2 separate regions of the Homo sapiens genome follow, and region 2 is linked to region 1. A link is an interaction called in ENCODE POLR2A ChIA-PET data of the cell type or tissue named here. Cell type or tissue: A673. All regions are shown on one strand. Each heading gives the region's core, and the rest is flanking DNA. Links, peaks and the distances in the headings are about the cores only.

Region 1 (4,401 bases), core at 332-4,331:
GTAATTTTTTGTAGAGACGAGGTTTCACAAAGTTGCCCAGGCTGGTCTCAAACCCCAGAGCTTGAGTGATTCACCTCCCTCAGCTGCCCAAAGTGCTGGGATTACAGGCATGAGCCACCTTGCCTGGCTTAAACTGAGAGCTTTTTAAATAAAAAGGTTTAACCCTCTCTCTCTTTGGTAGGTTCATTATTTTTGCCCTGTGCTCCAGGCAGTATTATTCTGAAAACCTTCGATTCTGAACTCTAAGAAAATTGAAATTCTATTCTAGCCCAGTATTTTATCTTAAAAGGCTCACAATACATACACTCTAATTATCAAAATATCCTAGACTGATTTCCATCCTACAGCTCTGATCTAGATAAGTTCATTCCCATACCAGAAGATTTGAAGAGAAATAAATAAACAGCAGCCATTAACTTTAGCCATCAGCTGAATAGCTCACTTAGCTGTCTCTGCTGCTTCCTAAGTCTTACTTTAAAGACAGGCTGATCTTGCTGATTCATCTGCGCGACAAGCTCACTAGCTACAGAGGAGACTAGATGACATTTTCCAAAGTGCATTTATGCCTCTTTTCTCGTTTACCCTAAAGCACTGGTCTAAGTTAGCTAAAACAGAAAGTATTATTCACAATGAAAATAGCAGAAACTTAGGCTAAAGGAAGTGATATGCTTCATATAAGATGTTGCTAGTATCACTTGGGCCTAAAACTCAGATATCTTGACTCCCATTTGCAGCCCTGTGATTCCCGGCCAAGTCCATTATTTTCCCACTTGATTGTGTTCTGCTCTGAAAGTTCCTCATCCTGAAGATTCATCATCAAACAAACACTTACGGAGCATCTATTATGTACCAGACACATAGTTCAGCTCTACAGGTCAAGACTTCTTCTTTTCAACTTCCTCTAAGAGGGCCATAGTATCCTTATCTGTGCAAAGAGAAAGATAGACTAGATTTTTCTCTAAGTTTTTTTGTTTTTTAGCTGGGACCAACTATGTGGTTGGTTTTCAGTATATAACAAGAAGGAGGAAGGTACCAGTTATCCAGGTCATAATCAAAAAGTTTGCCAAATCAATTTCCATTTTATTTTCAGAGAAGGTAAAAGACCTGAGCACCCTCACTTGTTTCTGGGAAATTAATAACTTCCACATTATATGAAATGCTGGGTTGCTTAATGATAGATCATAATAAAAGGTTGTAATAACCAGAGGGTGGATGCTTGTTCTGACTATTTGTCATGCTGTTGACTTGAAATCATTTATTTCTCTTAGTCAGTATGTTACATCCCAGGTTTGCATTTGTCTTGCTACATAAATCAGTGGTTTAAATGGGAAAGAGATCAGAGTCCTATTAATTGCAATTAGTCTACGAGACAACTTCTCAACAAATGTGTATGTATGTGTGTGTATATATATGTATGTGTGTTTCTGCGTGTGTGTGTGTGTGTATCTCAAATAAACAACTACAACAGGTGTAATTTAGTCGATCTGGTTCTTATCTCCTAAATCATTTCTGAAAAAAATTGCTCTGACATAGTACAATTCTGATTATTACATCCATTTATATAAAACAAGGAATTCAAAAAATATTTTCCATAAATTGCCTAAGAATGAAAGCCTTATTCTAATATATTTGCTGCAGTGTAGGATTTGGCTTCAGAGGGTCCAGCTTTGTACTCTTAAGAAGATAGAGGCAAGCATTTTTTACTTTTCAAAGTGCTTTCATTGTTTGCCTTTCCATAGATACTACCACAACCCAAGGAGGAAAACTGGATGAAGTTGCCAATGAGAAAGCAGCTATATTTACATAGGACAATAGTGAACAGTCTGAGATCTTATATCAGGTTGATGACGAAGACCAAGACTAGACCTAGCATCCCTGGCCCTTGATCCAGGGAACTTTGCCTTCCATAGTGCTATGGTTTTACCTGAAATAGGGTGAGTGTTAGACAGAGAACCACCGCAGTGTTAGCATCTGGTCTCTGACTCAGTGCTCTCCACTAATGGATTTCTCCTGCCTTTCTCCTTCCCTGGTCTTCTTGCCTCACCCAGCTGGTTCATACATGAAGCTGGGCCATTGATAAGGTCCTGATAAGACATTTAGAGGCTCAAGTAATGCAAGGTGATGGTGCACACATCAACCCAATCAATGCTAATTTAAATAATAAATCAGAAAAGATGTTTGAGAGCAGCCAAGGTAGTTCTTGGTTCTCCTAGAATGATTACCTGGATGTTTTTTTTCACATACCAAAACTTTCCAAAGAACATTTTGGATGGGTTCTCCTGCCTTGTAGGTACCTTAAGTACGTACCCACTGGGATATCAAAGTTGGCTTCTCAAAAAGAAGTAAGTGGTAAAAAATACATCCCCCACTGACACACACATTCCTCCTCATCCCATCCATAACCAATGCCCATAGAAGGGGTCTCAGCCAAGCCAGTGCCAGCTGAGACCCAGTTCCCTGGGGGTCTGCTGTCAGATCTCTGAGGAAATGCTTCTGTGACAAAAGTCATGATAAACAACGAGCTTCCCTGAGGAGCCACGCTGTCAATTCTGTTTCCTTCCACCAGGGCTAGAAGCTCAAGTGCTTTTCTAACTGAGTCAGAATAATTTAACTCATAAATAATCCTGCCACAACTAGTGACACGCTCCACTAGAATCATTCAAAGTTAATACAAGTATAAGTTTAAGAACTTGATGGAATCCAAACGCAGCTTCCTTGATGGGGATGAAAGCTGTGGAAAACGAGAGGAGTCCTGGGCCCAGTAACTTGATAATAAATCTGAACCTCCAATTGCCAGTGGGTGGGGGAAATTCCCAGGTGTCCATTAACTCAGAAATTGCTCCTTCCATTTGCAAGTGAGTCTTAAAAGGAACAATTTGCATTTCCAACCACGATGTCTGGAGCCAGAGACAAGATTTAAGTTTCATATCAAACTTCACTTTGGCAACTGTATATTATCCTGTCCTAACTCTTCGATTAGACATTCTGTTATGAATCGATTTCCCTGGCAGTTGTTAATTCCACGCAATGGAGGGGAGGCAGAGTAATGTACTGATGTGAGGCCGCCCTCGCTTGCAGCTCCAATTTGCTCATGTAGACATGCAAATCATATGCCTGTTTATGGCGGCAGCCGGTCATAATGGCCCAGTTATGTTTAAATTCAAAGTACAAACCTTAACAAAATTATTCATAATTTACTATGGAAGAAAGCTGGGGTGACAGCTAGCCACTTTCTTTGTAAATAAGCAAGATAATAACCGGGCAGCAAATGTAAATGATAGCCACTATGTATTTTAAGCAGCTATGGTGTCTCTGCTAAAACAATATTCTAAATTATGTTTCATCTAAGACCAATAATATTAGGGGTGAGTCATTAGCCTCTGCACCCCTTTACAAAAATCTGATTGTGTGATATTAATTCCAAAGGATTATGTGTAGAGCTGAGAGCTATACAAATGCTCTCAGTATGCTGGCTTTGCCAAAAAGAGCTTTCCCCACAGGACTTATGTTCCCTGGCTCCATGAAGTTGAGCACTGCCAACTGGATGATCTGCTGAAACAGGTTTAAATTTGGGGAACAGGAATGAGCTCATTATAGCCTCATTGTCCTACTGGCAGAGAGCAGGTCTTGTGGGCTTGAGAAAGAAATGAGATAGGTTTTGACCCTCCTGGCTCCTACAATTTACTCCTGTTACTACACTTGGACCAACCTCACTCCTTCCACCTCCTTCTGACTTCAACTCCCTCACCCACACATATGCTTCTGCAGGCCCAACCTCATCCTGGGTCCCAAGATTAATCCTGACCTGAGGTTGAAAGGAAGAAAGCGTCAGCCCCAACCTCACCCTCCGAAAGGTAGCATTTTCCTCCATTATCTTTTTCTCTTGGAGAAAATGGTATGGACCTGATAGGGTCAAAAGATGGATAGACCCTGGACCCCTAAAAAACCAAATGGAGAAGAACTTCCACTTACTTGCAGTTAAACCAAACCAAAAACCAAGCCTGATCTGGGCTAATTCACTGAGATGGGATTTATTAATTGCTAACAAACTATAAAATAATGTGTGTCTCTTTTCCTGGACCCCCATTAAGCACCGTCATTTAGCCAGCATGACATATGTGCTGTCATTTCAAAAGCCAATCCTACCATTTAGAATCCTCCTCAATTATTAGTCTTCCTTTTAAATCTGGCAGCTCTCCATAGCCCAATGAAACGTTGGCCATCCCTCCACTCTGTGATAGCGTCAGTAAGAAATGAAATGAATCAAAGCTCCAGCTGTGGCCCGGCAAGTCTGCTGCAAGTACAGCCAGTCTTAATTGATGAAGCCATTTACTGGGTCTGTAAATTAAAATATTGGATTTGAGCCACATGACTTCCTAGGATCAGCCTGACCTCTCTCTG
Region 2 (4,401 bases), core at 151-4,150, 150 kb after region 1:
ACATTTGTAAGATACAAAAATTATTCTTGTTTCTGTCATGCAAACTGAAGGAAATTGTGCTTGAGGCTACAGAGAAAGCTATGCTAATCCTCTGGCTGGAGCTGTAGGGAAGCTATTTTAGAAAGAGGAGGTTTTTCTGATGTGGCATTTAAGATAAGACAGGAAAGATAAGAAAGAAACAGTGAAGTGATTGCGATGAGATATTGCTATAACATTACCATAGAATTCCACAGTACCTAAGGGTTTGTACTGGCCAACCCTTACAAAGACTTTGAATTCTGTACTTAACACCCCTCACCTTCACTTTCAGCCTCCTTTTGTCCCTTTGTACCTCCTTAGGTTGAAGTGTTCCTATAGTCAGTGGGGCAACTGTCCTAAATAAATGTTGCACCTTTGATGTATTAATTTATCAGTAGTTTTTGCATTGCTTAACACTGCCAGCAAGATACAGAAAACTGAAGATAGTATGCATACATGTGTATTTAAAAAGGGAGGGTTGGTATTCACATGTATGCTTTTATATGCATGTAATAGCTGAAAAATACACAAAGGCATTGTCAACCGTGGTTGATTCTGGAGAAGAAAACTGGAGATCTTGGGATACAGAGTGAGATGGAGACTTCCTTTCACTGTATGCCCACTTGTAATGTTATTACTGTTGTTTGTTTGCTAACCTTGTACATGTATTCCTTTTTCAATTTAAATTTAAAAATAAAAGAAAGGGCTACCACAAAGAAGAAAATCACTATAAATCCCAAAGAAATAAACTACAAAGGTTGACTGAATTCAAGACACTGTGGCATAGGAGGAAAAAATTGAGGGCTCAGAGGGCTATCAGTGACGGGTGCTTTCTCCCTCTGTTAGAGAGAACTCAGCCCAGCCCAGCACTCCCACAGTGCATTAGTTGTGCTATTTTTAAGTTCGTAATACCTAAGATGCTATCTTAGTTAGCTCGAGGTGCCATAACAAAATACTATAGGTTGAGTAGCTTAAACAACACAAATGTATTTTTTCACAGTTCTGGAGGCTAGAAATCCAAGGTCAAGGTGCCTATATGGTTGGTTTCTGGTGAGGGCCCTCTTCCTGACTTGCAGATGGCTGTCTTCTTGCTGTATCCTCACATGGCAAAGAGAGGGAGGGGGGAGGCAGAGAGCAAGCTCTCTGGTGTCCTTTCTCAATAGAATATTAATTTCATTATTAGGGCCCCACCTAATTTTCTCCCAAAGACCACATCTCCAAATACCATTGCACTGGGGATTAAGGTTTCCATATAGAAATTTGGGGTGCACACAATTCAGTCCATAGCAGATGAATATAGGTTAAGATGTGTCTTAAGAAGTCCAGATGCATATTTGATACCATCAAGCATATTTATGTCGTAGACGTAGGTCTAGTTTAGAGGGCTGGCTCTTAAACAATGCTTCCTATGATATTATGCCAAATCTTTTATAAAAAATGAATATAGATTGAGGGTTGAATATGGAACCTGGCTGGACAAAATGCTTTTGTCCTCCGTATCCAGGAAGACACAGAGTAGGAGCAAAATAGGCTCATTAAGAAAGTACAAAAAGGGTAATAAGGAAAGTCTTATTGCCTCCTGCTGTCATTTCCTTTTATAAAAAAGGGTAGAAAACTACCCTATAAAACTAAGTAAAACGCCATCTGTGCCGTTGCTTCTGGAAATTACTTAATTGATAGTACACCAGGAAACAAAGTAAAGCCTGCTTCTAATTCACTCAGCTCAGTCTCACCTCAGGAGTCTCAAAGACACAGACAGCCTGTATTGCACCTAATTTGGAAGTTTAAGCTCTTCTTCCTGCATCAGATTTGATTACCCAACATTTGAAATATCTCACTGCAGTTATAAGGCAATCTAGTGAACACGTGACCTTGGTTACAACCTGGCTTGAAAATCATCACTGCCTTGGAGTCGTTCTATACCTAGCAGAGCTTGCAGAAAGAACACTGGAGGTCTCAAGTGGATTTCCTCTGCTATTTTCTCCTAACACATTTTCCTGTCGTTCCATAAAGGTCCGTTTTGTAAGAAAGGCAACTTGTGTTTTCTCAGGATGGAAGGCAAAGTTACATGCAAAGAGAAATTAACAGAATGGCAACTCTCTAGAGAACTGAATACAAGCTTGTTTTATTGCAACTCACTCCTGAATTCCATTGAAACCAACAGCCTGAGATCAATATTTCATCAACTAAGGCCATCTCAACACCTTGAGAATCAACTGGCAATGTGCCAATCTCCTATACAATACGAAGCTATTGACCCAGGAGCGGTGCCTACTGCAGATATGACTGTGTTCCTCTCTGGTACCTGGGCTTTCCTGATAACCCATGAGTGTGGTAGCCAGAAAAAAAAATCTTATCAGTTCATTATCTCCCCAGGAGAGAATTCTATAACAGCACAATTGGTGCTTCAAAATATGCACCAGGTCATTCCAACCAAGTTTTGAGAACCTTAGAATTCTAAGGTTCTTCCATTGATTCTATTCTGCAAAGTACTTACTTCAATCTGTGGCTGCACTGTCAAGTCATTGAAGATTATGATTCTTGATTTAGAAGGTTCATCTCAAATGTTTTAAATCTTTAGCTTCAGAAAAAGGAGATGTCTTTTTCTTTCCTATATACCTATTTCTCCTTCTCTCCATGGGGAAACCCATGGTATAAGTTATCTTAAAAAGTATGAAAACAAGGAGGCAAAAAAAAAAATTACAGTGTTAACCCAAGTTTGCAGGGCTAATAAACGCTAAGAGGATAGATTTTAAGTGTTCACATCACACACACCCACACACACACACACACACACACACAAATGGTAAGTATGTGAGGTAATGCATATGAATATCAATAGCTTGATTTAGTCATTCCACAGTGTATACATATATGAAAACTTTGTGTCATATACCATAAATATATACAGTTTTTACTTAATTAAAAAATAGCCAATGCATATGTAGCATTTACGATGTACCAGGCATCCATCTAAATGCTTTGCATAAATCCACTTATTTCATCCTCACAGCAACCTAGGAGGTGGGTACATTTTTGCCGATGAGGAAACTGAGGCACAGAGAGATTAAGTATCTTGTCCAACGTAAAAAGGCTGGGCCATATATGCTAAGGAGGCCTCTGGTTAGTTTTAACTCAAACACCAGCCCCCATTTAGTTTCTTTAATTTTGGGGGGAAGAAATTTCCCCTCAACAAACAAACAAACAGTGTTTGAAGAAAACCAAGTGATCATGGTATCCCTGAAATTCTCAGTGCTCTTAGAAAGGTAGAATGAAGGCACCATCCCCACTTCTGCATGACCTGATCTCCCTACACAAAGCAGATACTCAGTGAATGCTGGCAGAAAGAAAATGAAGGCTGGGAAGATTCCCAGTGCTGTCTCTATACTCCTGCAGTTTCTTTGAAAAGTTCCTCCCAGGGCTATGGCTTCTTGTGAGAAAGAAACAAAAAAGGAGTCTTCTCCCTAGTTTCAAGATTGCCCCTGACCCCCCTCCTCCCAGCCCTAACACATTAGCACCCGGCTGACTCAGTCACTTCTGATCTGTGAGTTAAGCTCATCCAATGTCTGTTGACCCACCTTCTACTTCCCTCTGCAGGGTTTGGACCACCATTCTATCCTATCTGGCACTCAGTCAGCGTGGTGTAAGAGGGGTAGACCCCCAGGCCTTCAAGTGGGTCAAGATGACTCTACATGATCACTACATTAATGAGCATGTCATTGCCACTTTCTCTCAGAGGAAATTCTCTCTCACTGCTTCTTTCTCCCCCAATAAGAGGAATATTAAGCTAGGACACACTCAAAGAGTCAGAATGGGCAATGTGGTGGAAATGAGCACTGGAATTGAGTTAAGACACCCAGATACCTTGTTGTAAATTTGCTGTGTGACTTTGAGTAAGCCTCTGCCCTACGAAGAGAGAGACCACTGGACCACTCAGGGATAACAAATCCCTGACATGTGTATCGCCATGACCCATTCCCAGACCCACGGCAGGCATCACTAATCAATCATTTTCAACTGAGCCAAAATGAAGTGTCACAATTCTTCTCCATAGAGAAGCCCTATCAATAGAACAGGACTGGCACACTGGCTTAAGCCTCTTTACCACCCTAAATTTGATAATCCTTAAGATATTTTCCATTAGTCAATTTGGTTCATATTGCATTGAAATCTAGTACAATTGGTCTATGTACATATATAATAATCTATAAATACTTGTATATATATTTTTATCACAACATACTTCTCATCTCATCATACAGTACTCCCTTCATTTTCCACACCTCCTCAGAGGCTATCAAATAAGTTTGCCCACTCATACGTTCTCAGAACCTAAGAATGTCATTCATCAGGATCAGGAAATTTGGAATATGTTCATCCATT

The links. ChIA-PET counts read pairs that join two places held together with the same protein. Peaks named below come from ENCODE experiments on the same cell type or tissue, not always from the same donor. Only the 100,000 strongest peaks of a DNase experiment are listed, where the experiment ranks them.
Region 2: POLR2A ChIA-PET joins it to region 1 with 5 read pairs; 1 of 35 experiments calls an interaction of 5 or more read pairs at or near these places.

What each region holds. Positions count from the first base shown.
Region 1 is chr3:8,150,493-8,154,893 of GRCh38, forward strand. No RefSeq gene overlaps it. Among named protein-coding and RNA genes, the nearest start is that of LMCD1-AS1, 350 kb to the right of the region's middle. In A673, for the core only: a CTCF peak has its summit at 2,561; DNase peaks (open chromatin) are centred at 2,529 and 4,259; H3K27ac peaks cover 2,183 bases.
Region 2 is chr3:8,296,517-8,300,917 of GRCh38, forward strand. All of the region lies in intron 3 of LMCD1-AS1 (LMCD1 antisense RNA 1), which reads right to left. Among named protein-coding and RNA genes, the nearest start is that of LMCD1-AS1, 200 kb to the right of the region's middle. In A673, for the core only: no CTCF peak of the experiment used is centred there; DNase peaks (open chromatin) are centred at 1,125 and 1,705; H3K27ac peaks cover 3,954 bases.